Linked DNA regions of Mus musculus: regions 1, 2, 3, 5 and 6 are each linked to region 4. Evidence: chromatin loops called from intact Hi-C (ENCODE). Cell type or tissue: heart. All regions are shown on one strand.

Region 1 (5,000 bases), 800 kb before region 4:
ACAAGATAGGGAAGAAGCCCACCTGTCCATCACATAGTGAGGACAGAGCAGCAGGAAGCTGGCATTCCCCAGCCCCACAGGACTATTCTGGCACAAAACCCCAGCCCAGGATTTTGCTTGCTGCTCCATGACCACATTCTCTATTCTGGGGTCTCCTCAATGTCCTGCTGATTCTGAAATAGTATGGAATAGTGGGGAGCCTCATTCGGTCAGTGATGGACTGTGATGCCCCACAGCTCATTGTCTGTGGGCATCAGGATGGGAGGTTCAGCTCTACCCAAAGGAACCTTCAGAGATCTGTTAACACATTAGAGACTTTGACACAAGTCAAACAAGACCCTTGACTTTGTTCCAGCAAAGAAGTTCTGGGTGAGCAAGTATGAAGCAGTGTGGGTCTGCATCCCTCCCCACCACTGGGATGTGAATGTGCTGCTGCAGAGGTGAAACAGGGAGACGCTAGACTGCATTTACCCTGCGCCTCTGCTGTTGGGGTGCTGAGCTCAAGCAAAGGGCCAAGACACCACTCAGGGGATGAAAAATGCAGCCTAGGATGTGGGAGACCCAGGGGCTCCCAAACTCCTTGGTAAAAGACTTGGGGGCCCTTGGCCTGAGGACTACAATGAGGCCGGTGCCGGGTGAATGGGAACTCTGGCTTAGCTCATGGGTGGTTATCCTTAGCTTGGCAGTGGTTGTCTGGGAGAACAGAGGGGCCTTCTGCAGGAGGCTTAGATGGTGCAGCTTGGTAGTGGAAGGCCTTCTCCATGTTCTCCACGGTGGTTCTTGATGAAAGAGACAGTCCTTGGCTTCAAACTGTTTATTGCTTGGTCACCATGGAAAATGGATGCATACCACCTTCTCAGGGTGGACCAGAGATTAAATACCTTTTGCAGGAAGGAATGTCTGGGAAGGGAAGCTCATTGGCTAAACCCTCAGAGCCTCTAGATACCTCATTAGCATGGAGAACTCTGTTCTGGGCTACCTGACTATGTGGGGAATCATGTGTTTCAGGATAGGTATTTGGTAGGGAGCACCTACTGTTTCAGGTGGGCACTTGGGTGCTAGGGTCTCAGACCCACTCAACCTTACTAAGTTTCCTGGTACAGTCCATTGTCCCACAAAGCAGAGTTGGGTTTATTAAGACATTTTTAACAGAGATTTTTAAAGACGGGCGTTAAAAGGAAGCAAGGCACTTGAGAAGTAAAGATGCACTAGAAAGCGTGGGTGTAGCCTTCTCAAGGAAAAGCCCCAGCGTGAGTGCCTTAGCATTAGTCATATACATCATATTGGAAGTTCTCATTATATCTCAAAAGGCTCCCCCCCCATTTTATTTTCTTGCTTTCTTTGATGAACGAGAGGTAAAGAGACCCTAGAAATGCCTTGGATGGCGTGACAATTTGATAAAATGAAGCCAGGAGCCACTATGTTGCACAAGGGGGTTGAGATGTATAACTAACTGTAAAGAGAGGTTCTAGTAACTAGGCCCTGGTAGTACACACCTCTGATCTCAGCGCTTGGGAGGCAGAGGCAGGTGGATCTCTATGAATTTGAGGCTAGCCTGGTCTACAGAGGAAGTTTCATGACAGCCAATGCTACACAGAGAAATCCTGCCTCGAAAAGAACCAAAGAGACAGAGGGGGGCGGGGGAGAGGGAGAGAGGAAGAGACAGAGTGACAGAGACAGAGTGACAGAGACAGGCAGGGACAGGGACAGAGACAGATTGATTCTAGTGAGATTCCTAGAGAATAGCAGAATTTCAGCTGAGAAGAGTGAAAGGCCTGAAGCAAATGTTAACTGTGTTGGAATTCTTGATTCTCAGCTGGGCAGAGATGTATTCTCTTTTGTTCCTATGTCCCTATAACTTTCCCTGTCACTCTGTCCTTCCTCAGTTACCATAAAACACATATGGCTCTTTAAATTTAAGCAAAATTGAAATTATACTTATATTAAAGTTAAATAAAACTCAATCTACTTCCCCTGACATACCATCCCTGCCTCAAGAGCCAGTTAATAACATGTGGCTAATGAGGCTGTGGGCTGGTCAGCACAGGTAAGGGGCACTTTCTCATTGCAGAAAACTCTACTGGACAGACCACTGTGGACACAGCCACTTTTATAGAGGTTTCAGGCCATAGGACTGATCAGGATATAGAGGTATTCTCATGTCACTTGACCTATGGTCTGTGAATTATTGAGGACTCCAGACCAGACCAACTCTGATTCCGTTTCCACAATGAAATCAAAGCCATATCACCTCCTCCCTGATATGCACAGCCAGAGGACGAGAGCCTGATAGAAGGACCACCTGTCCCTACATGGTCCTGTGATTTCCACGACCAAAAGCTCTAAACTCATCTACCATGAACATTTATGAATTCCTCTGTCGCAAGAGAGAGTTCTAAAGAGAGAGGCAGAAGAAGGAGGTCCCTGCCCAGCTTCTTTTCTTCACAGCTGTGTGCCTTCAGGGAGCAGCTCTCCCTCTCTGAGAGACTCCTCGTCCTTTGAAGTTCTAACTCTCGATGCTACCCAGCACCCACATAGCACTGGGAAATGTGTCTTATCTTTCCTAGGTAGAGTGATGAAGAACAGTTCATCGCAGGCAAAGCTATAGTGGGTCTGGCAAGGGATATCAGCTTGGCCAACCCCAGGTGAGTGTAAATGAACAGACAGGCTCAGCTGAGCTTCTCCGGGCAGCAGCGGGGCTATAGGGTGCTGTGTTCCACACAAGAATCCAGCAGAGGGGGATGTTGCACAGAGGCAGCTTTCTTTGAGCTAGTCACTGGGAGTGTGCAGACTCTGAGGGGAGGAAATGTGTCTTTTCATCCTTTCAGGACCCCCAAATGCACCCTCCACTCATCGTGATTCGTTGGGTTGCAGCTCCAAGCCCCTGCACAGGTACAGGAAAGCCCCTTGCGATCTTCCTGTGCATTTAACCTGAGGAATTGTCCCTTCCCGCTTGCAAATGACAACACTATTTTAGCTGCTGTCGGAAGTTGGAACCTGGCAAGATCAACAGTTTTAAAAGACTCCTTAACCCAGAGGAGGTTTCCCCTTCCCTGCCCCTCCCCAGTCCTCTCCCTTCCTAGACATCAAGGACTGAGATCATCTGCAAAAGAACGAAAAGTAGAGTTCTGCTTTCCTGGCCCAACACCCTCACCCTTTCCTTTTTTTTTTTTTTTTTCTTTTTTCTTTTTTCTTTTTTCTTTTTCATGTTGACAGTGATGTTTAAAATCTTTCTCTTCAAATACAGATTGGCACCTGGGTCTGTAATCTCTCACCATCTTCTGAGAGTGACTGGGGCTTGCTCAGCCTTTGACACAAGAGAAAAAGTGCATTAGAATTTCCGACTTCTGTGATTTCTCCCTTCCTGTTTCCTATTGAAGGAGAGTGTAGCATTAGAGGGAGAAACCCAGAGAAAGTCCCCCCACCCTCACCTCCGCCCCCACCCACCCCCACCCACCTCCACCCCTGCATCCTCGAAGAAAAAGAAGACGAGAGGGTGAGTCCTTTACAACATCTCAATAAGAAGCCATGGACACGCTATTTATCTTGTAATGTCCTTTTGAAGATGTAAGGACTCCTGATTTAAAAGGCAAGCCTGCATCTAGTTTCTCAGCATCCCCCAGGGCCAGCCTTTCTCCTGGGCAGAGAGGAGAGGATGGAGAAGGGCTGAGAAGAGAGGCCTCTGAAGTCACAGCTTCCATGGGAACCAGAGGCACCTGCCCTGCTCTGTGGTCTCAAAGCAAGCCAAGAGCTCATGAGCTGGATGTTGGTGAGAAGGGGCTCATCCCCGTCATGGGGGAAATTCTCAAGCAAAGTGTGGTATAGTTGCTTCAGTCTACCTTGGTGGGGATTTTCAAAATATTTTCTAAAGCTTAGTAGTTTTTGGAGAACACAGCCACGAAGTATTGAGGAACAAATAGTCATAGTGTTCATTATGAGATCCAGGGGGCAGAAAGAGAAGCATCCCGGCTTTGAGGGCAAACTGGCTTAAATCCCAGCTTCAACTGAAATAAGCAGAGACAGCTCACCTCGATCCATCTTCTCTAGAATACAAGGATGAGTGGTATTAGGCACTCTTCTTATTGCTGTGGCAAAAACAAAAACAAAAACAAAAACAAAAAAACAAAAAAAACCAAACCTTACCAAAGCAACTTAAGGGAAGATTTGATTTGGCTTCCCAGTTCAAGGGAACACAGTCCATCATGGCAGGGGTGGGGTGGGGGAGTCATGGCAACCAGAGCTTGAGGCACCTGTAACATAGTGTCGTTATGTTACATTCTAATGTTACATTTGAGTGTGTGAAACATCAGCAGAAAGAACTGAACGCTGATACTCAGCTCACGTCTCCTTTTTATTCAGCTTGGGGCCCCAGACCTTCCAACAAATGGTGCCACTCATATGCCCAGTGGATCTTCCCATCCCAATTTCCCAATCTGGAAAGCCTCTCACAGATATGCCTGCATTTCCTTGGTGATTTTTAATGCTGTCAGTTTGAAAATCAACATGGACCATCATGCTACTTTTAGAAATTCATTGGAATTTCATTGGCCTAAGCTGGGTAAAAGTACTAAGTGTTGTGGCCCCTAGTATGATAGGCACTCAGGAGGTGTCACCTGACATCATGGTCTTGCCAATGAAATTGTGCTACAGTTCCTTCTGACTTTTGTGGTATCAAGGTGTCCTGGGTAGGTTTTTGTCAACTTGATACAAACTAGAGTTATCTGGAAAGAACTTCAATTCAGAACATTCTTCTACCTAGATCTCCACACATGCACGTCCATAGATTATTCTCCCAATTAATGATTGATGTGCGGGAGCCCAGCCCACTGTGGGTGGTGACATTCTTGGTGCATGAGTGATATAAGAAATCAGGCTAACATCACACCTACAGTCTAGTGTCTTTGGTACAGAACGCTATTCTGCAAGCTACCAAATAGAAACGTAAACACCAACTCAACCACAAATGCTTTGATCTACAATGCTGTTCTGCCTGCAAGAAA
Region 2 (5,000 bases), 990 kb before region 4:
CCCATGATTTTCTTTTTCAACAAACAGAGAGGATGGCAGGAATAGTTCCAGCATCGCCTGCGACTTTAGCATCTTTAGCTGAATGTCCCCACGAGGGGAGCTACCTAAGGAGATACCTAAGCAATGGGTCTGAAGTAAGCATTAGGGTTCCCAAGCCATCACACTGCTACTACTCATCCTGATGGTGCTCTGCAGAACAGGGCGTGTCTCATCCACGGTCATCCCCAGAGGCCGCCTCAGCCCCTAGCTTGGGACACGTGCTCATTCAGACTCCACTAAGAAGGAGGTGGGGAGCTGGCTTCATAGGTTAGAGCATTTACCAGTGCTAAGTTTGTATCCTCAGATACCCGTGTGAAAGAGCAAAGCATGGCAGGATGAGCCTATACCTGCACCCCTGCGGAGTGGAGTCAGGAGCATTCTGAGACCTCCCAGGCCCTCTGGCGTTGTCTGCAGTAAAGCAGAAAGTGGTAGAGTAGAATCCCCTGACGCCCCCTTCTGGCCTCTGCATGTGTGCACATGGATATTCTCAAGTGCACACATAAACGGACATACCCCACACATCCCTTCCCTTCCATCCCATCCTGGGAGCTGTACAGAGTGCTAGAATACAAATAGAACCACCAGCTATTCCAGCGCCTCCATGTACTGATAAAGGGTATGTTTTCCTTTGTGTAATAGAAACCTGACTACAGGAGCTAAAGCAAATGTTTCTCCTCTTTGACTCAGCCAGACCTCCGAAGCGTGTTACTGTTCACCATGCCCTGTCCTGGGTGTTCTCCATAATGTTTATTAGCACGTCTTAGCAGGAGTTTGCTTTTCTCATATGACAAGTACTTGAAAGAACAGCATGTCTCAGGCTGACGTGACAGCTTAAAGAAACAGTGGACTCAGGTCCTCGGAGTTCCTGGTTCTCCATCACTAGTCTGCGGCTCTGTGTATGCGTGCACATGTGTGGATACATACACATGTGTGTTTGCCTTTCTTTATGCATGTTCTATGGTAGGAGTATGTGAATGTGCAGGTATGGCATCCTTGCACACACACAAAGCTGGAGTAGCATGTCTGATGTCTTCCCTTCTCACTACACCTTGTTACCTTGAGACAATTGCTCACAGAACTAGAAGTTTGCCCTTTCAGACAGAGTGGCTAGCTAGCCCTGGACTTCCAGAATATACCCATCTTTGCTCCACCCCCACCTCTGTGCTGTGCTGAGATGAGGTATATGTTGGGGATTTGAACTCAGGCCCTAGTGCTTATATCCATGGAGCCATCTCTCCAGGCCCCAGTGTGTGTCTTATATCTTCATCTCTCAAAAAGTCACTCTATACTGCATCTGAGTTTCTGGCATTGTCTTCTCCAGAAGCCTGGAGCTTACTCGCTACTTGTGTCTCATTAACCAGAGCTACCTGAAAAGGTGGCAGTCTGGGAAGATGGGTCTTTTTAGCAGGGCACTCTGCTATCCTAGGGAGGGGCAATATATGGGAATTTTTTATCAGTAACAAAGAAGAGAAGAGGGAGTCTGTGCATGTAATCCCTTTTCAAGTTAAGTTGGTTGTCCCATCGTCCCCCGATGGTGAACTCTCTGACCCAGCCACAAAGATACGTCGTTTCCATGTACTTTTGGGTTAGTGAAGTTTGCCAGACTTTAGGAGACAGAAGTAGGATATCATGCTCAGAATTTGTTGCGTTCTCAGTTCAAACGTCAGAAGGCGCAGTCTCCTGTTGTAAGAGTCATGCAACACGCATGGGTAGATGCTCCTCAAATTACAGGAGCAGGTGAAGCATAAGGAAATTACTCCAAGCAAGGCGGGGCGGGGAGGCTGGGTGTAGTCTGAGTGCACCTGAGAAATGTTGTGGCAGTATCTATCAAGGCTGCCCTATCTTGTGGTGAGCACGAGGAAGGCTCACTGTGGCCAGACTGTGGCTAAAGAGTTATAAAGAACAGATCAGGCAGGTGATGGTGGCCCACACCTTTAATTCCAGCGCTCGGGAGGCAGAGGCAGGTGGATTTCTGAGTTCCAGGCCAGCCTGGTCTACAGAGTGAGTTCTAGGACAGCCAGGACTACACAGAGAAACCCTGTCTTGAATAAAGAAAGAAACAAAGAAAGAAAAAGGAAACCACTCAATGAGGACTGAGGGAGATGCTCCGTGGGAAAAGTGCTTGCTGGGTGGACATGAAGACCCAAGCTTGGATTCCCAGCACCCACATTTTTAAAAAATGTGTCATTTCACCGCTAAGGAGGAAGATGCTGGGGCTTGCTGTCTAGCTAGTGTAGTCAAATGGCTAAGCTTTGGATTCAGTGAGAGACACTGTCCTTAAAAAGGAAGGTGAGAAATGACTGACTGAGGAAGACTCCCAACATTGACAGAAACATTGCAGGCCCAGCTTCACCACGAACCCAGACTTCATCATCTATGAGGAACCAGGAAGTACCAAACGTCATACACACTAGACACTGAACATAGGCAACTGAGAAAGAACATATAGTGTATTCATCGAATTACCCAAACCAGACAAGGGCAGTGGAGGGGCGGTGGCTGTTTCAACATCTGCCAAGGTCTCTCATGCAAAAGATGTCGCCATTGGAGGATGAAGCAAGCCATAGGGAATGGAATCCCTTGGTATAAGTGCTCGTGGTGAGAAAGACAGGTGAGCAAGACCCAGGTTGATGCAGGAACAGATAACCAATATAATGAGCGTCTCTCTGGGCAGCTCACCCCTTAAGTTTGAACATCCATGATAACCTAAACTGTCCTCACACTTAAAATTCACCGTTTGTAAAGTAACTGTAAACATCTCCTAGATTTCTCCCCGACTCAGTCAGCCTTGTGCACGACACTGGCGGCATCAGCTGCCTCAGTCAGCAGTTATGTCATTCCTTCTTTAATATGACTGAGTTTTACAGCCATTTATGACTTTCTTGGCAGCCTAATAGGAAACACACACACACACACACACACACACACACACACACACACACACGTTCCTACTGAAAAGGAAGGTAGTCTCTCTGCTTAAGGCCAGAAGGTGGCGCCACCGCCCCATGGCTGAAGTCAGTGCTGGCCACTAATCAGGAACATAGTCTCTCTCTCTCTCTCTCTCTCTCTCTCTCTCTCTCTCTCTCTCTCTCTCTCTCTCGCTCTCGCTCTCTCTCGCTCTCTCTCGCTCTCTCTCTCAGTCTCGCTCTCGCTCTCCCTCCCCTCCCTCCTTCTCCCTTTCCCCCCTTTCTCCCTCCCTCCCTCCTTCCCTCCCTCCCTCCCTCCCTCCCTCCCTCCCTCCCTCCCCAATCCTGCTTCTTCCACCACTAATAAATAAACATGTGTGAGGCTTGCATGGTACAGGTTGTATGGAGCCCTTAATTTGAAGAAGTAAAAGTGACATTTTTTTTTCTCTTCGAATGTACTGTGGCTTTGAGGAGATTTACAAAAATATCTGCACCTGGAACTTGTCTATATCGTCAATATCATCCTCCAAAAATGTATTGTATGAGCAGCATGCTGAAATTGCCCCAAATTCCTCACCACAACCATGATTTAAACACAGTAAAACAATCACCAAAGACTGTGTCATTTAAATACAAAGTGTGTTTGTGCTGTTGGGTACTGTCCACATAAATGTCTGCTAATAATAAGCTGGCCTGTGGAGCTAGATGAAAAAGATCTTCTCTTCAAAGCACTGATTCCTCTATAAAGCTCAGAGAATTGGCTTCATAGAGAATGTGTTTTCCTTAAAGGAAAGTCCCCTGTTTCCTTGGGGACATATCCGAGAGGGTTCTGTTCACTCTGTGACTTTGGGGAGGGGACCCATAGTGTCCAGCATCCTAAATACTTAAGGGGATCATTTTATCCTTCATCCAGGGAAGAATTTCTTTCCAGAGCAAAGAGTTCCCACCATGGCAGGAGGAACTGCAGATTCCCTATTAGCCTTTTGATCCCTCCCAGGCATGGCAGGGACCTGGGGTGAGGGCCATGGCATCTTGCTTCAGTTTGTCTTCTCGACATTTGAATTTAAGCCACTGTCTGGAAATGGAGACTGGGGCATTGCTTTCCATAGATGAGTTCCTGGCTCTCCCAGAGCTGGGTTTGACTTGTTGAGACACACTTTGCTGGCCAATGGAGCTTGCCCAGGGGTATTGGTCTGATGGTAGTTGTGGGCTCAAATTCTCCAAGGGATCAGACCAAGAATGTTGAACACTGACAGGAGAAAATAAGGCCTTAGGGATGATTCCAGACAATGGTAGGTTCGACTCTGAATGCATGAGTCATCCTCCAATATCCCCCAGGATCCCCCTTGTGCCCAGGATAGTTCTAGTGTTCGAAACTTTCCTTCCCACACCCAACCGTCTGCCTTGAGTTGACCTCCAGTAATAATGATCCTAAGTTAGATCTTCTGCTAGGTCCTTACTCCGCTTCAGACCCTGCAGAAGTTGCTCCGACAGCAGCCAGGAAACAGGCATTGCTAACAGCAGAATTCAAGGCAAGTTATTCGTGAGTGACAGACATGTCATGGAAGGTTGTCACCTGTTGCATTGGACCCCCAAAGGCAGCCTGGTGCTTGGTTCTGACACCCCTGACCCAGGTTCTGCCTTGGTTCTGACACCCCTGACCCAGGTTCTGGTTCTCTGTCCTTTGTGGACCCTGATGATGTGTGAACATAGCCAGAGGCCCAGATTCAACAAAGGAAGCTACCACCCCTCCAGATAAGCCCTTTCCTCTCTTCTAAAATCCTGTTCCAGCCCTGACCCAGTGGCTCTGAGGACCTCATGCTTTGTGAGTCAGAGAAGTCATCGGAGACCTCTCACTTTACCCGTTGGGTGTTCTCCTGTGGGCGGCTGAACCCCACAGTCTACCTGTTTCCCATTTGACCCCTTACTCAGATAACTTGACTAAGGCTGAGTCCCTAACCCTGTACAGTGACTACAAACCTTAGGTGAGGCTTCACTGGAGGCAGGGAGGGACCACACTGGCAACCACAAAGATGAACCTCCTAAAAGACCTCC
Region 3 (5,000 bases), 1.1 Mb before region 4:
AATAATTTCAAGTTTATAGCTCTAAGTTATTAATATTTAGTATCAGTTATGTGCCAAGTATTAGGTTGCTGAGATTGAAAAAAAAATCTATGAGGGGCTGAGACGATTACTCCATAGACTTTCTAGTCTAAACGTTACTTTGCCACAAACTAGAGTCACCCGAGAAGAGAACTTCAAGTGAGGAATTGAATAGATCAAATTGACCAGTGGCATATCTGGGGGGAGGGGTGGTGTGTCTTGATTATTACTTGATGTAAGAGAGTCTAGCCCACTATGGGCAACACCATTCCCTAAAAAGGAGGCCCTGAACCACATAAAGAACCAAACAAATAAGCAAGAAGGCAGCATGGGTGCACATGCTTCTCCTTGCCGGTGCATGTGATGTGGTACTTGGCGGCTTGGTGGGATTCATGCCTTGACTTCTCCAAGTTAATAGTTAGCTAAATAAACTATTTCTTCCCTAGGTTGCTTTTGGTTAGGACGCTGTATCACAGCAACAGAAATGAACCTAGAACCAATGATAAAGTGCTTACCACACAAGCAGGAGGAACCGAGTTTTATCTCCAGCATTCATGTTAAAATATGGATGGGGTGGTGTGATTTTGTAATCCCAATGTCAGGGAGTTAGTTGGAGATGGGAGAATCCCTGAGGTTCACGGGTCAGTTAGCCTAGCTTACTAGATAACCCTACCTGAGGTTCACAGGTCAATTAGCCTAGTTTACTAGACAACTAGCTCAGTGAGAGATTCTAATTTTAAAAACATGGAGGATGGCTCCTGAGGAGCAATGCCTGGGGCTTACCTCTAGTCCCCACGCGTATGCCCATTTTTGTGTAGAATAAACACACGCACAAAATACACAAGGCCTTACCAGCATTCTCTATATAAGCAAGAAAAGGGACATTTCTGCCCCTGGCTGAACAACACAGTACAAAGCAAAGGTGAAAAGGGATTTCTCCAGAAGGAGTAAGAAGCCCAGGAAATAAACATTATAGAGAAATCCAGCTGGAGAGGCAGGGGGAAGGTAAAACAAAGCCGCAAGAGTCAAAGGGTGTTTGGGAATCAGCAAATAGTTTTGAACATGTTGGAAAAGTGGAGAGTAAATGGCACTGAAAAATCAACGTTGGCAGCAGGCACCAGCTTCAGAGGGCCAGATGACAGAGGGTGAATTTTACCTTGTGGAGTCACTTGATTACATCTGCACACAAGTATCCCAGACATAGGAAGAGAGTGGAAGCCGGGGAGTGACTGCCTCAGGTATCTCAGGTGGGACACGCTAAGGGCTGTGATTCCCATGAGGAGTAAGGAGACACTCCAGGAAGGATGGCATTGAAAGACGTTACAGAGGGAGAACTTCAGAGTTGGATGCAGACAGTCCTGTGGATTCACACAGCATCAGCCAGGGAAGACGTAATGCTTTGTGGAGTGGGAAGGGCTTCGTCCCTACTACTTTTTGAGCCTTGGACTATCTGGGTTGATCTGGTATGTAGGCAGGCATATGGGCAGGGAATTTCAGAATGGATAGGGAAGCAGGATCCTTTAGAAGATAGAATATTGCAGAATGCTTTTATGATATTTTTTTTCCTAAGGAGGACAAATATCTATTCATCCCAGACCCGGGGGTGGGGATGGGGTGGGGGCATACAAGTGACAGAATAGACAAATGACTCCACATGAGTTTGTCTACCTTGGTGAACCAAGTCATTTCCTGGAGTTATTTGCAGAGGTGGGCTGGCTGAAAGGCAGCTGCATCCTTGAGAAGCCCACCACAGCACAGGTGGGCAAGTGATTCATTCAAAAAAGCTGCGTGTCTGGAACCCTGTGCCCAACCTGTAGGCTACCCCATCAAAGAGCATCCACTCCCATGCCGGTTGCTTTTTAATTATATATCTTGGAGGGAGGGATTTAGTGAGCCTTGTAACTTCCTATACTTCTTGGCCTCAAGTCTTGTGAATTTCTATGGCTTCCCATGCCATATTAGGCTCCCCACCAAAAGAGAATTTTTGAAAATATAGCCACACTGCAGGAAATAGGGCTTTCTCAGGATGGTGTAATGGGATGGCTTGTACCAGCTGTGGAAAATAGGAAGTGAATTCTCTGGGTTCTTCTCTCTCTTTTTTTGTTGATAGTGTTGATTGTTTTAATTCTTAAAAAAATATTTTGTGTGTATGGATGTTTGGTCCGTGTGTATATCTGTACAGCAGGTGCATGCAGTGCCCATGAAGGCCAAAAGAAAGTGTCAGATCCCTGGAGCTAGAATTACAGCTGGTTGTGTCCCATGCAAGTGTTAGGATCGAACCTGCATCCTCTGGAACAGCCATCAATGCTTTGAAACACTGAGCTATCTCTCCAGCACTACTAACATTTACATTTTATTTTAAATTTTATGTTTGTGGGAGTGTGTGCACATGAATACAGTTGCCTTCAGAGGCCAGGAGGGGGCAGCAGAGTCCCTGCAACTCCAGCACTCTTGAGGTCTGAGCCATCTCTTCAGCCCCCAAGTACCACCCATCTAGAGGGAACATGTACACTATAGTTGGGGGGGGGGCGTTGAAAATAGAGACACTGGACGAATAAAACTATACCCATGGATTGACCTAGATTCTAGAAGAGTATTCAATAGCAACAAAGACTTTTCAAGTGTGTTTGGTCTGTAGCAGTGAGCCACCGAGGACTTACATCAGGCAGTTATAAAGCCACGGGTATGCCAGGGGAAGGGCAGTTTTGGCTACAGTGGGCTTAACGGCCTTACCTTGGGTAGGGAAAGGAAACTCAAGCAAGGCTAGGCTTACCCAGCTTCTCATTTCAGATGGCTTATGGGTTATGGGAATGGACTCTAAGGAGTCTTCATGAAAAATCAGTGTGGGGAATATCATGATTCACCTACCCCCAGACAGACAGACCCCCAACAGACAGACAGACCTTCCATGCAACAACCCTGGGCAGTGGAGTATTCTTTATTTGAAAAAGAAAAGGTCTGATTAGGATCTGCCCATTCAGGCCCAATCACTTCCCAGCGAGTTTTTCTCTGATTCTCGAGCTCACAGCATGGTATCCTGATCTATCTCATGACGTGACGTGGTATCTACTTCTTAGAGGTTGTAAACTACCCAGTATCAGTTCAAGAGTTCTTCAGGGCAAGGTCATGGAGTGGAATTTGCCTATCCCAGGGTAAAGTTCTCCCCAGCCCGCTGAAGTAGTTGGTCCCAGCAGCCATTGCGTACCGCTTCTAAAAATAGACACAATATAAAACACCAGCTTCCAGGGCGGCAAGAGAAAACATTTTGTCAAGGGCAGCAAGGCAGAGTGTGACAAAGTGTGGCCTGGTGTTTGCAACACTTCAGGGGACATGAGTTCCTGGAACCTGCAAAATCTGCTCTCCATTAAAGTGGATTTACAAGGTGGGAAGGAAGGTCACTAGACATTGGAGGTTACCTTAGGGGAACCCCTTATTTCTATGGAAGAACCCAGCGAGGCTGTACTGCACCACAGTCCCACCAGGATGCTTCTCCCTTGTGGTGACTTAGCCTCCAGTGAGCCTGTTTGAGGGTGCTGTTCTCTACAGCTAAGCAACACTTCCAGTGGCTACTTCCTTCTCAGCCTGGATAGGAGTTTTGCTGGCGGTCTTTCTGGACTCCAGAATGTCAGGTAGTGCCAGGGCATGGATGCAGCCAGGCCAGGCTCTGAAGTCAGTGTGCTGAGCTGCCAGTGTGCTGTGTCTGCCACCTTGCTCTCTCCTAACTTTTATTCCTCTTATTTGTGTATTGCCCCTTTTGTATTTGGTGGCCTGTCTCTGGTTCTTCCTCTTCTTCTCCATCTCCTCCTCCTCTTCTTCTTCTCCTCTTTCTTCCTCCTCCTTCTTCCTTCTCCTCCTCTTCTCATCCCTCCTCTACTTCCTCCTCCTCTTCCTCCCCCTCCTACTCTTCCTCTTCTCTTCCTCTTCTTCCTCCCCCCTTCTCCTCCTACTCTTCTTATCATCATCATCATCATCATTATTATTGTTTGTGTGTATGCTATATGTGCATGTGTGCAAGTGTGTGTGTGTGTGTGTGTGTGTGTGTGTGTGTGTGTGTGTGCAAGGCCTATATTGGAGACAAGGTCTCCTCACTGAGCCTGGGATTAGAGTAACAGCTCTAAGCCTCAGCTATCCTCCTGTCTGCACTCCTGCAGCCCTGAAATAGACACCTTTTTATGTGGGTGCTAAGATTCAAACACAGGTCTTCATACAACCAGTGTTCTCGCCACGGAGCTATCTCCACAGTCCTAAAAGAAGACCTGCTAGGGTCTCAGAGAGTTTTGTTCTGTAACTTCTAGGTCTGCTCTGAGACTTGTCAGTTGTCTTCATCTTAACTAAAACTACTCTCATTCGACATGTGCTCCTCTCCCACAGCTTCCCATATCTGAGCTCTGGGGAAGAAACTGGGAAGGCCTAAGCCAGCCTACCTTCTCTTTAGGGTGAGCCAGAAAGAAAGGACCTGATGCTGTCCTAGGAAGGTCCTGATGCTGTCCTAGCCAGACCTTCCATTTGGAGGCTGGGGTCAATGTCAGGCTTCTGGAGTGCTGCTTAAACCTGAGAGCTGCAGTCCCTGCTGCGTGGTGGCTCATTCTTTTAAAACCTTAAAAAAAAAAAAAAAACTTTCTTCTTTTTAAACTTTATTTTTTGTTATTTTAACATGCATGTAGAGGTCAGAAGACCATTTTGTGGAGTTAATAGTCCTTTCCTTCCATCTTTAGATCGGCTCTGGGGAGCTTAACATTGTCAGGCTTGCATCCTTGGGTAGGAAGTGCTTTATCCACTGAGCCATCCCACCTGTTCCCAAAGATGCCCTTTGTATTGATTAAATTCCTTTACCTGAGTCCAGGCCCCGTGAGGGATAGCCAGTTCCAAACCACAGCTTCTCCGGGGCCAGAGCTCCTCCCTGCCTCCAGAGACCCCTTTGGATGTACAGGCCACGGTGTTTTCTGTCCTCTGTCATCAGTTGCTCCCAGAGCCTTCAAAGC
Region 4 (5,000 bases):
ACTCATTTGATATTTATAGTGATAATTTCATGCTGTGTGAAGTTTACCCACAAAAATATTCTCTAAGAAGGACTCTCTTCTAGAACCATCTCAGTTGCTATGGTCCCTGCGGGTAGACAGCTTGGCCTTTTCTCCAGGCTCCTGACGTGGTTACAGACAGGTGAGGTTGGGGGACTCTGGTCTGGGTCCCCCAACACTGGGGCTTTCCAGGATGGTTGACAGTGGTCTATTACAAGGGAACTGGGCTCACTAGTCTCTCAACGCCTGCCTCTGGGGTTCTTAGGCAATGGAGCTCAGCTTGTTGAGGGCCGACCTCCATCCCACCACGATGCCTGCTCCGCTCCAGAACCAAACGTTTCCAGAGCTTGAGCAGTCTTTCCGCAACAGGCCATGTAGGATCTGGCGTGTTCTCTGTAGCCCTGGGTGGAAACTCACATACGTAGAAATGTGTGAGCCCAGCTGGCAGGCGATAGGCTCTCACACTGTTATCCCTTTCTTAGCAATAATGTTTAGGTTCGGGAAAGAGATCCAAAGTATATAGGAGTCCTCCTGCTGAGTAAGGGCTCCAGGCCCCACCCGCTGCGGCTGGGGCCACTGCTGTCTCCAGAGATGTTATTACACCAGCACCGGTCACGCACTGGACACAGGAGTCTCTCAATGTCCTCATTATGTGCCCTGTGCTCTCAGGTCGTGTAATTCAGCTGTAAAAATTTGCCCCTGGCTGCACCTGGCCTAGGAGTGGCACAGAGGGGTGTGTTTATTTTATTTTATTTTTTGAGTTTGCTGTTAAAAATAAATTTAATTTAAAAAAAAGAGGAAAAGACAGCTCAAGACGGAGACTATTTTAATTTGAGCTACGAAGGGAAAAGCAAGGGCAGAAGGGCTGAGGCTCTGGTGGTTTTGCTCTGGTGTGTCTGTGTGTGCACAAGTGTGTGCTTGCACAGGCGTGTGGGCCACACGCATGCGCAGACACAGGTAAGGCTTGTTGTTCCTGTAGAACTAAAAGCCAACTTTGTTTATTAGACTGAGATTTTCCAGATCGTTAAGTTGTGATGGAGCTCGGCTGAAACTGAGCAATATCCCTTTTGAAACAGGCACACACACAGGTACACACGTGGAAAGCAACTGAGCCGTTTCAATTAGTAGCAGCACCGGCAGTAATTAACTTTAAACGACATTTTTTTTTTTTTGGTGCTTCCCCCACCCCCCATTCCTTCCCGTAGTTGAGTAATTCGTGACCTTCTGAGTGAAGCTGGCTTCTGTCTACGGGTCTAGAAGGTTTGGTCTCTAAGCCAGGGTGTGGAGATGGAGGGAAAATAGGAAGGCCAAGACAGAGAGAATTCAGACAATAGGCGGATTCTTTCCCTGGGCAACCCTGTGTGGGAAGGAGATGAGATTCGGCAAGGTGGTCCTAGGATCTGAGTTAGCCCAACACAGCCTGGTCTGGCTTGTGGCTGAGAGGACCCACGTAGGGGATGCTGTATTCAGAACAGAAATGCCTCGTATTTGGAAGGACTTCTGGGGACAGGTGGGATGCCTACAGTTGATTACTCCTAGGAAGACAGATGGCTCTGGTCAGTGAAGGTGGAGATAGGGAGGAACCAACTGGACAAGACATTCTTCTCCCAGAGAGCTGAAGGTACAGAAGGCCTGGCCCCGACCACCAGTCTTTGTCTTCCCCGCTGGGGTCCACATCCGAGGATCAGTGTTCACCCTGGAGGCAAAGCGGGGACAGGAGTCTGCCTCGCCCCTTCTTGTCCTGTTGGCCCTGGCAGAGATCCGCGGCCACGGTGTGGAGACCGGAGGCCTCACATTGAATCCCGCCCAAAGGCCACCTACAGCAAGCATCAAACTCCCCCTCCACGCTGGTCGCCACGGTTACCCACTGGCATGGTTGAAATGGCTGTTGTGCCCACTCAGAAATCAGGCTCCATTCGACCCAGCCTTACGCCCAACTCGAGCGCCACCTGCTGTTTACAGGGGTCCCTGCGGGAAGACTCCAGCTGGATCCAGGAAGGGCTGTGGGGGAAAAGGTGGAGTTTGTCTGTCTGTCTGTCTGTCTGTCTGTCTGTCTGTCTGTCTGTCTGTCTGTCTTACAGCTCTAAGGATGTAATGTGTTCTGAGCTCTGATGGTTCCCAGCCAGTTGTAGGGCTTTGCTGGAAGGACAGACGGATGGCCAATAACATATGAGTCATGGACGGATGACGTATAGATGGCTGATAAATCAATAACAGACAAATGGACAAACAGGAGGGTCAGACATAAGGGACTGGATAAAAGTCAGGCTAGGATTCTGCCTTTACTGGATCGTCTGTGCAGCCAAGGGCAAGCTACCTTTACCTCTCCAAGCCTCAGTTTCTTTGTCTGCGATATGGGAACATATTTGCTTTAGAGGCTTACCATGAAGTAGGTCCCTCCAAGTTCCTGACCACTGAGGATATTTGATAAATATTAGCTGTTCTGTCTACGGCAGATGTAAGGAGACAGATGATGGAGGTGGTAATTAAGTTAGAGAGCAGTCGCATCTCTTCTCCTTGGTGTGTGTAAGGACACGGAGAGTGATCGAGGGATGGGTGAGCTTCCTGTTCTTACTTCCCATGCCCTGTGTGCATAGGTAGGAAGAGTCTGGGCTCTGTGTGGTGACCCTAAACCCTCACTCTTATTAAGGAAGCCTACAACGAATGTATTTCCATTTTCAACCTTGGGCGGAACCGGCTAATAATCCTGGAGGACAACCATTTCTGTTTGCATTTGGAAAGTACTGTAAGACAGGCATGCCCAGCGTGTGGCAGTCTTCATCCAGGTGGCAGGCACCCACTGTGGTAGAGTCTCAGGTCTCAGTCAGTAGGACCCTCACGAAGATGACTGCTCCAGCCCAATAGCAATGGCCATGCCTTGATGAAAAAATAAAAAACAAACAAACAAAAAAAAAAAAAAACAGGCTGGTATGTCTCAGACACGCGCCTAAGCGGCAGAAACGGGCAGATGGGATCCAAACCCTGCCTCTCTCGACATCCCCTTGGACTTGAAGATGCCATGGGTAGATTCTTCTAGTCTGTCTCTGTCTCCGACCCAACCAGAATCAAGTCTTCACACCAGCTGCAGACCCCAGCATCAATCAAGTCTGGATTCCTGCCAGTGGGTCATTGATTGTGTTCCCAGATGTCTTCCGGGTAGCTCCTGGCATGTGGCTATATTAAGAACATGAACGTGAACCATAACATTAACACTTTTTTTTACGCCGCCCCCCCCCCCCCAAGAAAGAAATACCACGAAGAAACTAACACTGGATCCAACCAAGGGTCATAAATCAATGTCAGTAAATTTATAAACAGATCGTGAATGTAAGTGCTTTTCACAGGGTTCACTGTTGTGTCTGTTGAGGGAGGGGCAGGAATTCTGAGAAGGCCCCTCCGTTCTGTCCTCCAGTCAGCAGCTGCTCGGGTGGTTTCAGAGGAGAAAGAGACAGGCCAAGCATTCAGTGCTGACATCCTGATGACCACTGCACAAGGCTCAGAGAACCAGCTTAGGTGAGCGAGAGTCCTGAACCCCGAGTTTGAACTGAGATCTTGAAAACAATCTCCCCCCACCCCCACCCCCACCCTGAACTACAATTATTTCTTTCGGTTTCTTTGTTTTCTTTTCTAAGTATTCAGCTCTTTACAGCTATGGTGAGTACTGGGCTGAACCAAGTCCTAGCAAAGGAAAGTCCTAGGAAACAGAGTGCAGGATTCTTCGAGCATGGTCTCCCTCATCCTTGGATGCTGCCCCAGCCTGTGTACTGAGAGTTCAAGAGCCCACCTATCCCACATATGGGTCCCCACCATGGGGATCAAGATGGGTTTCCCTCACTGTTCCTGGAACTTTAGCTCTGGTCCAACCCAGGAGCCGTGGGGTGTGCCTGCCCCAGCACACAGCCGGGTGGCTCACTGGTAAAGGGCAGGTGGTGACCCCTAACGTTCAGCCACGTACTTCACAGGTGCACCTTACAAAGTCCAGCCCTGCACATCCTTCCCCAGTAGTACATGGTGATGAAGTTAGCCATGCAGATCCTGTGCCTTCTAGAAGTTCCTCTCACCTCAATGCTGGAATGCATTTCCAACGGCCTGCATGCTTGTTCTTCCCGGGAGCCTTTTCAAACTGAATCTGCTCGCTGCGAGGGCGTGTCTTCCTTATCAACTTGACAGAATTTAGAGTCACCTAAAAGACACACTTCGGGATGTGTCTGAGAGTATCTCCTGAGGAAGAAAGATTCACACTGATTGTGAGTGCCACCACCCAATGGGCCTGGGTCCCAGAGCAAATAAAAGGGGGACAGTGAGCTGGGACCTGGCATTCATCTCTCGCTGTTCCCGATTTCCAGGGCACTATGACCAGCCACCTCACCCTGCAGCCACCAAGACCTGTCTTCCATGATAAACCACATACTTTAAAACCACTTTCTTTTATCAGGTACTTTTCCCCCAAAGCAACCAGAGAAAGAAACCCAGCTGTATACATTTATTGTTAAAGTTGCTTTATTAAAATTCTATCATCTTGTACCCCTAGCTCCTGGGAGTCCCTGGCCACTCCACCCTCTTCAGGAGGCTGCTAGGTTTGACAAGTCACCTCATATATAGGCAATACTACCCATGGGGTGGGGGTGGGAATCCCTTAGCCGACTGCATCTTTCCAAGCCAGCATTAAACAGGGATTTCGTTTATTTGAAAACTAAGCATTAAATATGTCAGGTGTAGGAAGTGAAATGTGACAGGACCAGTTCCACACACAGCTCCAGGTGTGTGAATCCCATTGATGGAGAGCAGAGCCAGCACAGCACAAATGGGGTCCCTGGTCTGTGGGAGGAAATTGCACCCCGATGGATCTTAGCTGACATTCTAACGGACATCCCATCAAGACCGTTAAACCCAGAGCGATCTGCAGTTCCTGGGGCTTGGCTTGCAGCTTTGAACTTATGGTTGGCTTCGGACTCTTCATCTTTATTCCTTGGGGTTTTCGT
Region 5 (5,000 bases), 520 kb before region 4:
CCGGCGGCCCCGCCTTCCTCCAAGTAACGGGAACCAGTGCCGGCCGAGGAGGGCGCGAATGTCCCGTCTGTCCCCGCTCTCCCGCGTCCATCCCCAAGTTTACTGAGCACTCTCAACCTACGCTCCTCGATTGGCACCTCATCTCGCCCCAGGCGCAAGCGCCCTCCGGTGCTGGCACCCTGCAGGCAACCGGGCCAAGCCGGGGAGCAGCCGGGAGTGCCAAACGGCAACCAATCCGGGAAAGGGACACCTAGTTCGGGGTAGAGGCCTGCGTCTGCAAAGGGGAAAGCGGGAAGGAGCGCACAGAATCCCGGAGAGGAGAGGCCGGGATGCCCGTGTGGAGTGAGGAGACCCCGGGAGAAGGGGGCGGGAGGAAGCTTGCAGCTCACAGTGGGCGCCTCGGGGCGTCTGGGGGCCCAGGAGTCTCACAGCAGGGAAAGAGGCAAGAACCGCGCCTGGAAGACTGAAGGATGAAGAAGCAAGGGAACCTAGGCTTACATGGTAGTGGGCGCACAGGTGAGAAGGGGGATCTGCTCGCGGTGGCCGCTGCGGGGTATGTAGATCAGAGCCACCTCGGTCCCCTGAGTGGAGCCACCAAGGCTGGAGTCTTGGAGGACACCCATGGGCACCGAGACCACGGCGGGAAGGTTCCATGGGGCCGGGCCAGGATCTGGGGGTGACCAGTCTCTTACCTTGAAGGCCACGGGCAGGGTCTTGTTGCACCGCCAGTGCGAGGGCAGCACGGAGCACAGGAAGTTGGGACTGTCGGTGCGGACCAGTTCGGCCGGGTGGTCCGCGATGATCTCCACCATGGTGCGGTTGTCGTGCGGCGGCCTCAATCGGGGCACTGCGGCCGCCGCCGCTGCTGCCGCCGCCGCTGCCGCCGCTGCTGCTGCGGCCGCCTCCTGCTGCTGCTGCTGCTGCTGCTGTTGTTGCTGTTGCTGTTGTTGCTGCTGCTGTTGCTGCTGCTGCTGCTGCTGTTGCTGCTGCTGCGCAGCCACCACCGGGCTCACGTCGCTCATCTTGCCGGGCTGCAGGCTGCTGGAGGGGGGGCTGAAGCGCCGGCTGGTGCTCGGATCTACAGGAATACGCATCACAACAGCCACAAGTTAGCGAAGTGGCCGGGGGAGGGGGAGGAGGGTGGAAATGGGGGGCGAGGAGGAGGAAATCGAGGGGGTGGAGGCGAGACGGGGGCGGAAAGAGGATGGAGGTGACGGGACAGAGGAGGTGAGAAATCAAGTTCGAGGAAGCCGTGTGCCGGGCGGAGTCTGCTGGGGGCCGGCGACTGGAGACCGGACAGAGTCGGGGTAGCGGGTGGGGACACCCGAGAGGCGCGGATCTCCACCGGGAGGCTTGGGAGTCCCTGGCGGTGGCTGCAACGAGCGGGACGCGGGGGCGTGTTTGGCCCAGCCGCCGCAAGGGACTTGAAGTTAACAGCTTGCAGTAGGGGCCCCTTGGGGCACCGTGTCCTGGGTGCGCTGGCGCCCCGCTCCGGGTTCCAGTACGGTAGTGGAGCCCCGCAGGTTCAGCAGTCCATCTCGGCGGTGCGTGTGGCTCCTCGCTGTCCGCCACCGCCAAGCAGAGCGCGGCTGCCCAGCTCGCGGCGCCGTCGCTTGCCCGCGCCGCCTCCTCCGCCTCCTCCTCCGAGGCCGCTGCGCGCTCCCCGCGCCGGCAGCGCGCTCCGAGTCCTCCGGCCGCCGAGTCCTTCCTTTCCCCGGCTTCTCCTCTCGCCCTCTCCTTCGCCGCCGTCTAGCTCGCAGCCTCGTCTCTCCTGCTCTTTGCAAAGTGCCCCGGGCCCCCCTCGCGTTTCAAGGTGCCGGGAGGTAAGTGGGGGCGGGGGGAGAGCGGATCTCGGGGCGACAGATCTGGAGCCTGCGGATCGCAGCCGCTGCCGCCGCCCGCCGGCCGCTAGAAGCGCCGCTGCGCTCGCTCGGCGCCCGAAGCTGTAGGGAGGAGGTCCCCGCCTAGGACATCGCCGCCTGCGTCCTCGGCTCCCCACTTCACCCTCAGGACCGGGAACCACTTCTCGGTCTGACGACGCTAAAGCTGAGAAGCGGGAGAGCCTCAGGCTGCTCCGACTGGCGTTAATTTTTCGTTGTTAACTTCAGGAGAGGAGGAAGGGAAATTCTCAAGTCTCCACGTTGACTTCTGAGCACTCTTCACCCTGCCCCCAACCCCACCCCACATTGGTTGGGGCGGGGGGCAGGTTTTTACAGGCTTCGGGAGTGCCCCCCCTTAGGTGACACCAAAATGGGTGACAGGAGTGTTTGTCAAAATAGTTTTAGAAACTCTAACGGATGTCTGGACACTTTTCTTATATATTCCTTCTTGTCATTATTGGAGAATAAGGATGGGTTGCTTTTTTAATAAAAAGAACTAAAAAATGACAGCTTGGTAATTAAAATAAGTTGTAAGTTGATAAAATGCTTGCTGGGAAAGGGGGAATACACAGCGGTTATCCATTCATTTCCCAATCTTTTATTAAGTGTAGTCTTCGTCTCAGACTAAGTCTAGTGTCTAACTGTCTTTCTAGCCACTCCCCACTTTGGGGGGTTAAAAATAAAAAGTTTAAAAAAAAGTTCAGTAATTATTTATTTATGTTTTTGTTTCCCGGCGTTATGGGGGGAGGCGATTTTGGAATCCCCAAAAGATTGTGGTTGAGAGATGAAGGAGTGCGGGGAGCGGCAGCAGTTTTGTTTTTTTTTTGTTTGTTTTTTTTTTTTTTGTTTGTTTTTTTACCTAAAATGTGGTTTTTGGAGGCTGGGATTTCTAATGATTAGGTTTTTGTGGTTTATATAGACACGACTCAAACTGAGGCGATCATTATACTGATGGGAATCAGAAGCACGTGGGTGTCTCCGACCAGCCTCAAATTCTGAGCCTTCAAAACAAATCAAACAACGTGCGGCGGCGCCCACAGAAGCCGGGAAATCCGCCGGAGGCTGATACACCCCAAGAACCAGGCAGAAGCAATATCGGGCTGGCTCACCTCTCAGCGTGATGTTCTGTTATATGTCTTGCCTAACCTATTATTTTAAAACTTCCAACGCTTCCAAATAGAATCATTTTACCAAAATCCCCGGCGATTCGTAACAAGGTAGTTGACGCAACTGTGATTTGGTGAAATCAATGAAAAATTGGGAGTCGTCCCCTAGGAGGACTAAAGAAGAGGGCTAGCTGGGTAACATTTCTCACCATCCGTCTTATTTAAAGCTCTTCACGTAGCCATTAATTTGGGGCTTTTACTGCTGGGGTGCAAATGCCTTCCAAATTCAGCAAGGGACCTGTCATGACCCTCCCTAGCGCAGTTGCCACTCTCTGACCTTCCCTCCCCGCGCGCCCAGCAGGGCCCAGAAAAGGTACCCGGAGCGCGCAAAAGAGGTTGTTTGCGCCTCTTTGCAACTCGAGACTAGAAAATACAAAAAGTGGATCGCTGTGCTCAGATGGTCTGGGGACCCGTGCTCCTGTGCCTGAGAGGCGCTCTGGGGGTTGAGGAGTGGACAGAGTTGAGTGTGACTGCTTGCTCTCTCACAGGCTAGGGATGATACTGGGGAGCACTCCTGTGCCCTCCCCCTTTGAGTCACTGCTTCTGCCTCCCCTTTCTGCTTGCACCACTTACAACTATGCAAACCCCCCCCCCCCCCGCCGCCGCCGCCGCCGCCCACGTCCCATGTCGGTCTTTCCTTGTCTCTTGCTCTCTTTCCGGATTCTTCCACCAGTCCTCCCTCAGACTTGAGTCACCTCCCTGAGCCACTCAGTCTCCCTCTTCTTCCACTGCCCGCTCCTCTATGCCACTACCTGTGGCGCCCACATCTCCCACCCGACTTCCTCGTAGCTGGTGGCCTCTGTGTCCCTAGCGCTCACTCCCGATATACATTACAGGTGGAGCGAGTTACTGAGCTGTCTCCTAAGGGTGCTACTTTAAATATCTTTTTGATCACAGGGGAGAGCTCTAAGCCTGAATACTGCCTCACCGCGTGTGTGCGCTCCCTTGCACTAATCGCCCCAGCCATAGACGCCAGCCTAGAAAAGGAAGCCAGGCTTCCTAACCCATCTAAGAGAGAAACTGCACCCAAACTAACTTGTATCCTCGCAAATTCATAACCTGACGTCATGACTCAATTACATACCTACCCCTCCTGCCCTTAGTGGGACAGCTTTCTTTAGTGGCACAGCCCACAGAGATGGCTTGCTTTCATTGCCCCTCATTTTAAGTGTTGGGAACTGCAGAAGAGCAGAGAGTCCCCAGAAATCGATAGTGTCGATAGTGGGAGAGGGTATTTTGTTCTCCTCCCAGGAAACCCACAGAACAAGGGACTTCCACAAACTGACAGAACTGAGAAACGGCCCATGTTTCAAATAGGGGCTCCCAGAGTGGGGCTTTTTCCAACAAGAAACTCTACAGTCGTTTGAATATAAGAAATCCTATCTTGGGGACCTTTGCTTTCCCGCCATTGCTGTTTAGTTACCACCACTCCATGCTCCCCCTTTTTTACTTGATGCATAATGAGACATGCAGGCCTCAATGGTTGGGGATTTTAAGGGCAATTTAATCAATGGTGAGATTATTTATTTTAATTAATCATATCCGGTAATTCAGCTTTATAGCCTTGCTGGGCATCCTCCCTCCATTAAACATTTCAGTAGAACTAATGTAAGCAGCTCTTGGAAGTTCCCAGTCTTGGATCCCTTAAAATATCCTACAGTTATTTATAATGTGGAAATGAAATTTTCCACTGAATGCCCTACCAACGGCTCAGGTATCTGGATTTCAGTCTGCTTTCAAGAGCGCTCTTGCTCTCAGCTGGAACTGGCGTGGTCTTTGCTCTGAACATTAAACTTCAAGTAGGAAACATTTCCACAGCCCCTTCCCTCAAACTTCCCCTAGCAGTAAAAGCATAGGAAAAAAACGTGGGGGCTTTTGTGTATGCGTCCTTACTGCTGCCATGAAATGCTAAGTCTCTTAGATTTTTTTTTTCCTACGTGAAAATGTTCTAACC
Region 6 (5,000 bases), 510 kb before region 4:
TGTAACAATTTGCATGGCTGTAAAAAGAGATGAAATGTTCGCAGCGGAGGGTTTAGCATCATAAACCTCTCCTCATTGTTCTAGTTAACATTCCCGTGGGGGCATTTCCAGACCCTCATAAGGGTACAGTGTTGTTGTAAAGCGGTGATGCTTGCCATGTGATCCCTCAGAGCTGCATCGAGGGAGCTCCTGTGGAAGCTTTATGCCCTTAAAGGGGACTTACATTTTGGTTGACTAAAATACCAACTTCCTAAATAATATTCTCCTTACCTGAAGACCAAGATTCTAAAAATTAGTCTTACTTCATTTTCCACCATTCAGAGAAGTGAAATTAATTTTCCTTAATTAGCCCGCTGGCATTTAGGTGTTGGTTGGCTTTTGGTCTGTGGTGGCAGCAATGGTCAATGGCGGAATGATCTATATAAAAAGTTTACAGGGTTTCGTGATGAAACATATGAGAACCCCTAAAATTAAAGGTTTCCTGTGGGAATCCAATCATCTTATCAAATGCTCTCCTCTCACCCTAAACTCACCCAAGATGGCGCTGTTCAGTTCTAATCTCTCTGCTCAAGGCACCAAGGCCTCATTTTAGACCTAGAGATGACCAAATGTCATGCCCAAACAATGGGAGAAATGGAAACTATGACATCTTTGCTCCAAATAACAGAGTACAAAACCCACCATTTTCACCATGTCGGAAACTCCTATTACAATAGAAAGAAGTAGAAAAAGAAACCGGGTGTCAAGAATCCAAATCGTCCTACCAGCTGACTGTACGCAGGCAGTCCGTTACTATGAGTGGTGTTCTGCGTTGTGAGGTCTCACCCGCAGAAACTGCCTATCACGTTGCCACCTAAGATCCCCTGGAAATGGATTTTTCTCCTATCTAGCTAGGATCAAGTCCCATAAACAATGGTCTAGTCATCTCCTCCTACCTTTAGCGACTGTCCCAACACATCATTTCAATGGCCAGATCGGGACTGGGCGAGTGTCTGAATGGCTTCCATAGGCCAGCTGCAGTGCTGTCCTATGTGAGTTAATTAAAATATGGCAATTTTACTTTTTAGAAAGGTGGGCAGGTCTTTCTCCTGGTCACATTCCTATCGGAGCTTCTGCTTCCAGAGCCGTTGTTCTCCCTTGTAAGGTTCAGTTATCAACTTTCTGCCTCTCAGCTCAAAGTTCTCCCATTTCACCAGTTGTGTATCTGTGGCCCATTAACTATTTCTCATTACTAGCTGGCAATGATATTCCACTCCGAAGAGGATAAGGAAGAGACATTTCGGGAAGAAAGAATTTTTGGTCTAGTTCTCTTGTGTCTACAGCAAGTCTCTGCAGTCTAACACATGCAGCACACACACACACACATACACACACACACACACACACACACACACACTAAAGAGAGAGGGAAAGAATTACTCCAGACCCAAGTGCTACAGCAAAGCTCCCTTGTCCAGTGTTGCTGGGTGCAAGCAGCACATATCAACCAAAAGCAGTTAGCAGCCAGCCCCCCACCCTACACTATAGACCCTCCCATCTGCATTGTTCATAACAATATTCCTTTAAGGAACAGCTTAGTCCAGGTGCCTGCAGACAACCTTTCTGTCTTCCAGTATTCTAAGCTATGGAAGGTTTGCATCTTAGCTTTGCATGTACACAGGCAAGGACTCTTCCTTGGTTGCCCTGAGAATAGGAGATATTTTCTATTATTCCTCTTTCTTGCTCGCTTTCAGTCCTGAGGATTGAACTTTGTCCCCCACCCCCTAGTCATTACTACTTTATTGGACTGTATTCTCAGTTCTTTTTCCTTATTTTTATTTACTTATTTATCAAACAGGGTCTTGCTAAGTTACCCAGGCTAACCTTGAATTCTCTCCGTAACCCGATTAGGCCCAGAATTTGAGGTTCTCCTGCCTCAGCCTCCAGAGAAGCTAGAATGGTGGGCCTTTTCCACCAGGCTCAGCACTTGTTCCCTCTCCCTCCCTCCCTGTCTCCCTCCCTGTCTCCCTCCCTCCCTTTCCTTCTCCCTCTCCCCCTCCCTCCCTCCCTTCCTTCCTCCCCTTTCTCTGTGCCATTGTTTGTTTGTTCATTTTAGGTTTTTTTTAAAGATTATGTTATGTGTGTGATTTTTTTTGCCTATATGTATAAAAGTACTCTAGGTGCCAGCAATGCCCACAGTGGCCAGCAGACGGCATCAGACACCGTGGAGCTAGAGTTACAGGCATGCTGGAAATCAAACGTTGGTTCTCTGAAAACACTCTTAACAGTTAAGTCATTCCTCTGTCCCCTACTTTCTGTATTCTTTAGACTTCATTTACCTTTGTTAGGTCAATTCCTTTTTGCTCCAATCCCCTGATATTATCAGTAATTATTTAAACTTGCCTGCTCAAATCATTCTGTGGTCTTTCTTCACTGGACTTGGTTATGCTAAGGCTTTCACGTGATAGCCCCCAGCATGTCCTCAGCCACACTGGTTTCTACTTGGATTACCCCTTTGGGTCATATGAAGAGCACTCTAAGGACTACATCATATCTACTAGATGATTTATTTTTACCTATTGAGAAGCATAGTTAGGAGATATACATATTCAAGAGATGAAGATGCCAACAGAGGCAAAAGATGGGTGTCTTAAAACACAAGGTGAAACTACTTGGCATTTCTTCTGGAGTTCTCTTTCTATATTTCATAAAATCCTACAGCTCATGTGATAATGAAAAGATATATAATTATGGACAATAGTAAATGGAGACAGTTGGATGCATATGTGTATATAAATGTAGATGAATATTTGTGTGACATTAAAGATATAGAGATCATGAATTTAGGAGTGGGTGTACATGAGAGGAATCAGAGGAGGGTAGGAAGGGTGGTAGTGGTGTTGCAGTACTCATGCATGAAGCTCTCAAAAAGTAAAATAAAATAAAAATTGTTTAAAAAATACATAAATAAAATCACAGGCAAAAACTCCAAAGTTGACCTGTGTTCAGATCTGACAAGAGCCAGTGGCAGAGAAGGATATCTCAAGGGACCAGAAAGGCACAATGTTAGGTTCCAAGGAAAAGAGGAGCAGCAACATGTATACAATGCCTGGGTGCAGCTGAGCCAAGGACTGGGCAAGACTATAACTCAATTAAAAAATAAAGCTAGGGACTGGAAAGGTGGCTCAGCGGTTAAGAGCACTGACTGCTCTTCCAGAGGTCCTCAGTTCAATTCCCAGCAACCACATGGTGGCTCACAACAGTATGTAATGGGTCCGATGTCCTCTTCCAGTGTCTGAAGACAGCGATGGTGTACTCATATACAATAAATTAATACCTAAACCTAAAAAATGAATTATGAAAAAAAGAAAATAAAGCAAAGGCAATATGGGATTAAACAAAATAAACGGGTTGAATATTGCTAATTTTCTGCAAGCTCTTAATATGCCACATACATTTTCAATCTCCATGAGAGAAACGTAAAAGCAATGTTTAAGAGTTTAATCATTGCTTCCAAAGAAAGCTCAAGGCCTTGGAAGTATACAGAATTGTTGGTTGGTTGGTTGGTTGGTTGGTTGGTTGGTTGGTTGAATGCTAACTTAACTAAAGCAAAGTGGGAGGGGCTGAGTTAGAACATTAAAGAGGCGTCTGTAAAGGGATATTATGGAAATAGACAGCCATCCCTGTCTGTAAACTACTGTGACGTATTTGGTTGGGCTGTTTACATCAGTCACTCGGTCCTGGTACCATGATTCTCACTTGTGTACCTCTTCAAGGGAGGAAACTTATCGAGGCTGCCTCAAGAAGCCACGCCCCAACCCTTGCCCACATCCTATCCCAGCAGCCTCCTCGGTGGGGTGGGGCAGGAGTGGTTCTCTAGGTACCGCTGGTTTTAGGGGAAGGAGAAGTGTGAGATTAAGGTTGAGATTCCCCACTTGGTTTTAAATTTTTATACTTTGTTCATCGTGGGATTTTATGGTATCAAAATTGATTTTTAAGAATACTGGGTTAAGTCAGGCGTGGTGGCACACGCCTTTAATCCCAGCACTTGGGAGGCAGAGGCAGGCAGATTTCTGAGTTCGAGGCCAGCCTGGTCTACAAAGTGAGTTCCAGGACAGCCAGGGCTACACAGAGAAACCCTGTCTCAAAACAACAACAACAACAACAACAACAACAACCAGAAAAAAAAAAAAAGAAAAGAATATTGGGTTAGGGGTTATTAGAGATAGCTCAGCAGGCAAGACTGCTTTCCAGTGGTTCAGAACATGGGACCCGCACACACAATGAGTCAGTCACCCACAACTCAAGCCTCCAAATATAAATTTCCATGTGGGGACCTTATGATTATTTTTATGTCAGACTTCCCACAACGTGTCAGATTCAAAGAACTTTTCCAGAATTGAGCTGACTTATTCTGCTTAAAATTTATTATTCTCATGGCTACTGAAAGTATAGGTTGCATCTACTAGTTCTATTGAATCTAGTGTTTTTCTTCTCCTGTTTCTGACCTACCTCACCCCTCACCCTACCCCACCCCCACCCCCACCCCCATCCCCGCCCCGGTGTTTATCTTTAGTAATGTGATTATGCTGTGCTTGTAACTGCGTTATGAAACTTGATGAAGGTGTTAGATTTTAACATACATGTCATTCACAGTTTAATCCTGGTCTCCCAGGAAACTAAAAATTCTCTTCAAAGGCAGCTCCGATCCAATTGGACCATGGAAAATAGACTAACGAGAGAGTTATCAAAAGCAGGACCCGTGAGCAGCAGAACATAGCGTACAGTCAGCCTTGGAAAATGGAAAGGCTTTCAATTTTCAACTTTGCTTTGCTAGCAGTTACAAATGCAAGTTTAAAATGGCGAAACTGGAAGGAAATCCTTGGAGAGTTGCTTTGCACTTGTCACGGAAAGAAAGACATGAAGGGTATCAGTAGAAACAATCTATCAGTCATTCTGATTGCACATGCATGGAGAGAAAAATAAATTCATCTCATTCACTCCTCCTTGAAATCATTCTA

What was found. A loop is a pair of places that touch in the nucleus more often than their neighbours do. Peaks named below come from ENCODE experiments on the same cell type or tissue, not always from the same donor. Only the 100,000 strongest peaks of a DNase experiment are listed, where the experiment ranks them.
Region 1: a loop joins it to region 4, with 7 times the contacts of the local background. A loop is called at or near these places in 19 of 42 quality-filtered maps.
Region 2: it touches region 4 in a loop (13-fold over the local background); 21 of 42 quality-filtered maps call a loop at or near these places.
Region 3: a loop joins it to region 4, with 2.4 times the contacts of the local background. A loop is called at or near these places in 2 of 42 quality-filtered maps.
Region 5: a loop joins it to region 4, with 2.9 times the contacts of the local background. A loop is called at or near these places in 17 of 42 quality-filtered maps.
Region 6: it touches region 4 in a loop (7-fold over the local background); 17 of 42 quality-filtered maps call a loop at or near these places.

The regions. Positions count from the first base shown.
Region 1 is chr17:44,453,125-44,458,124 of GRCm38, forward strand. No RefSeq gene overlaps it. Among named protein-coding and RNA genes, the nearest start is that of Runx2os3, 110 kb to the right of the region's middle. In heart, a CTCF peak has its summit at 2,737; no DNase peak of the experiment used is centred here; H3K27me3 peaks cover 2,091 bases.
Region 2 is chr17:44,258,965-44,263,964 of GRCm38, forward strand. All of the region lies in intron 4 of Clic5 (chloride intracellular channel 5), which reads left to right. Among named protein-coding and RNA genes, the nearest start is that of Clic5, 73 kb to the left of the region's middle. In heart, CTCF peaks have their summits at 494 (motif pointing left) and 3,042 (motif pointing right); a DNase peak (open chromatin) is centred at 3,013; H3K4me3 peaks cover 310 bases; H3K27me3 peaks cover 872 bases.
Region 3 is chr17:44,148,887-44,153,886 of GRCm38, forward strand. It overlaps a transcript of Clic5 not described here. Among named protein-coding and RNA genes, the nearest start is that of Clic5, 37 kb to the right of the region's middle. In heart, CTCF peaks have their summits at 2,413 (motif pointing right) and 3,505; no DNase peak of the experiment used is centred here; H3K27ac peaks cover 1,182 bases.
Region 4 is chr17:45,249,683-45,254,682 of GRCm38, forward strand. Gm41582 (a long non-coding RNA gene) reads right to left here. Exons shown (of 3, transcript XR_876811.1): 2 at 4,080-4,239; 3 at 2,948-3,192. Among named protein-coding and RNA genes, the nearest start is that of Gm41582, 11 kb to the right of the region's middle. In heart, CTCF peaks have their summits at 1,974 (motif pointing left) and 3,973; no DNase peak of the experiment used is centred here; H3K4me3 peaks cover 409 bases; H3K27ac peaks cover 435 bases; H3K27me3 peaks cover 488 bases.
Region 5 is chr17:44,734,541-44,739,540 of GRCm38, forward strand. It overlaps Runx2 (runt related transcription factor 2), which reads right to left and starts at 2,108. Exons shown (of 7, transcript NM_001145920.2): 1 at 693-2,108. The coding sequence starts at 1,094. RefSeq lists a promoter at 1,863-5,000 and a cis regulatory region at 2,999-3,007. In heart, a CTCF peak has its summit at 1,908; DNase peaks (open chromatin) are centred at 161, 691, 1,221 and 1,801; H3K4me3 peaks cover 3,776 bases; H3K27ac peaks cover 2,082 bases; H3K27me3 peaks cover 3,171 bases.
Region 6 is chr17:44,741,792-44,746,791 of GRCm38, forward strand. It overlaps a transcript of Runx2 not described here. Among named protein-coding and RNA genes, the nearest start is that of Runx2, 7.6 kb to the left of the region's middle. In heart, a CTCF peak has its summit at 2,198 (motif pointing right); no DNase peak of the experiment used is centred here.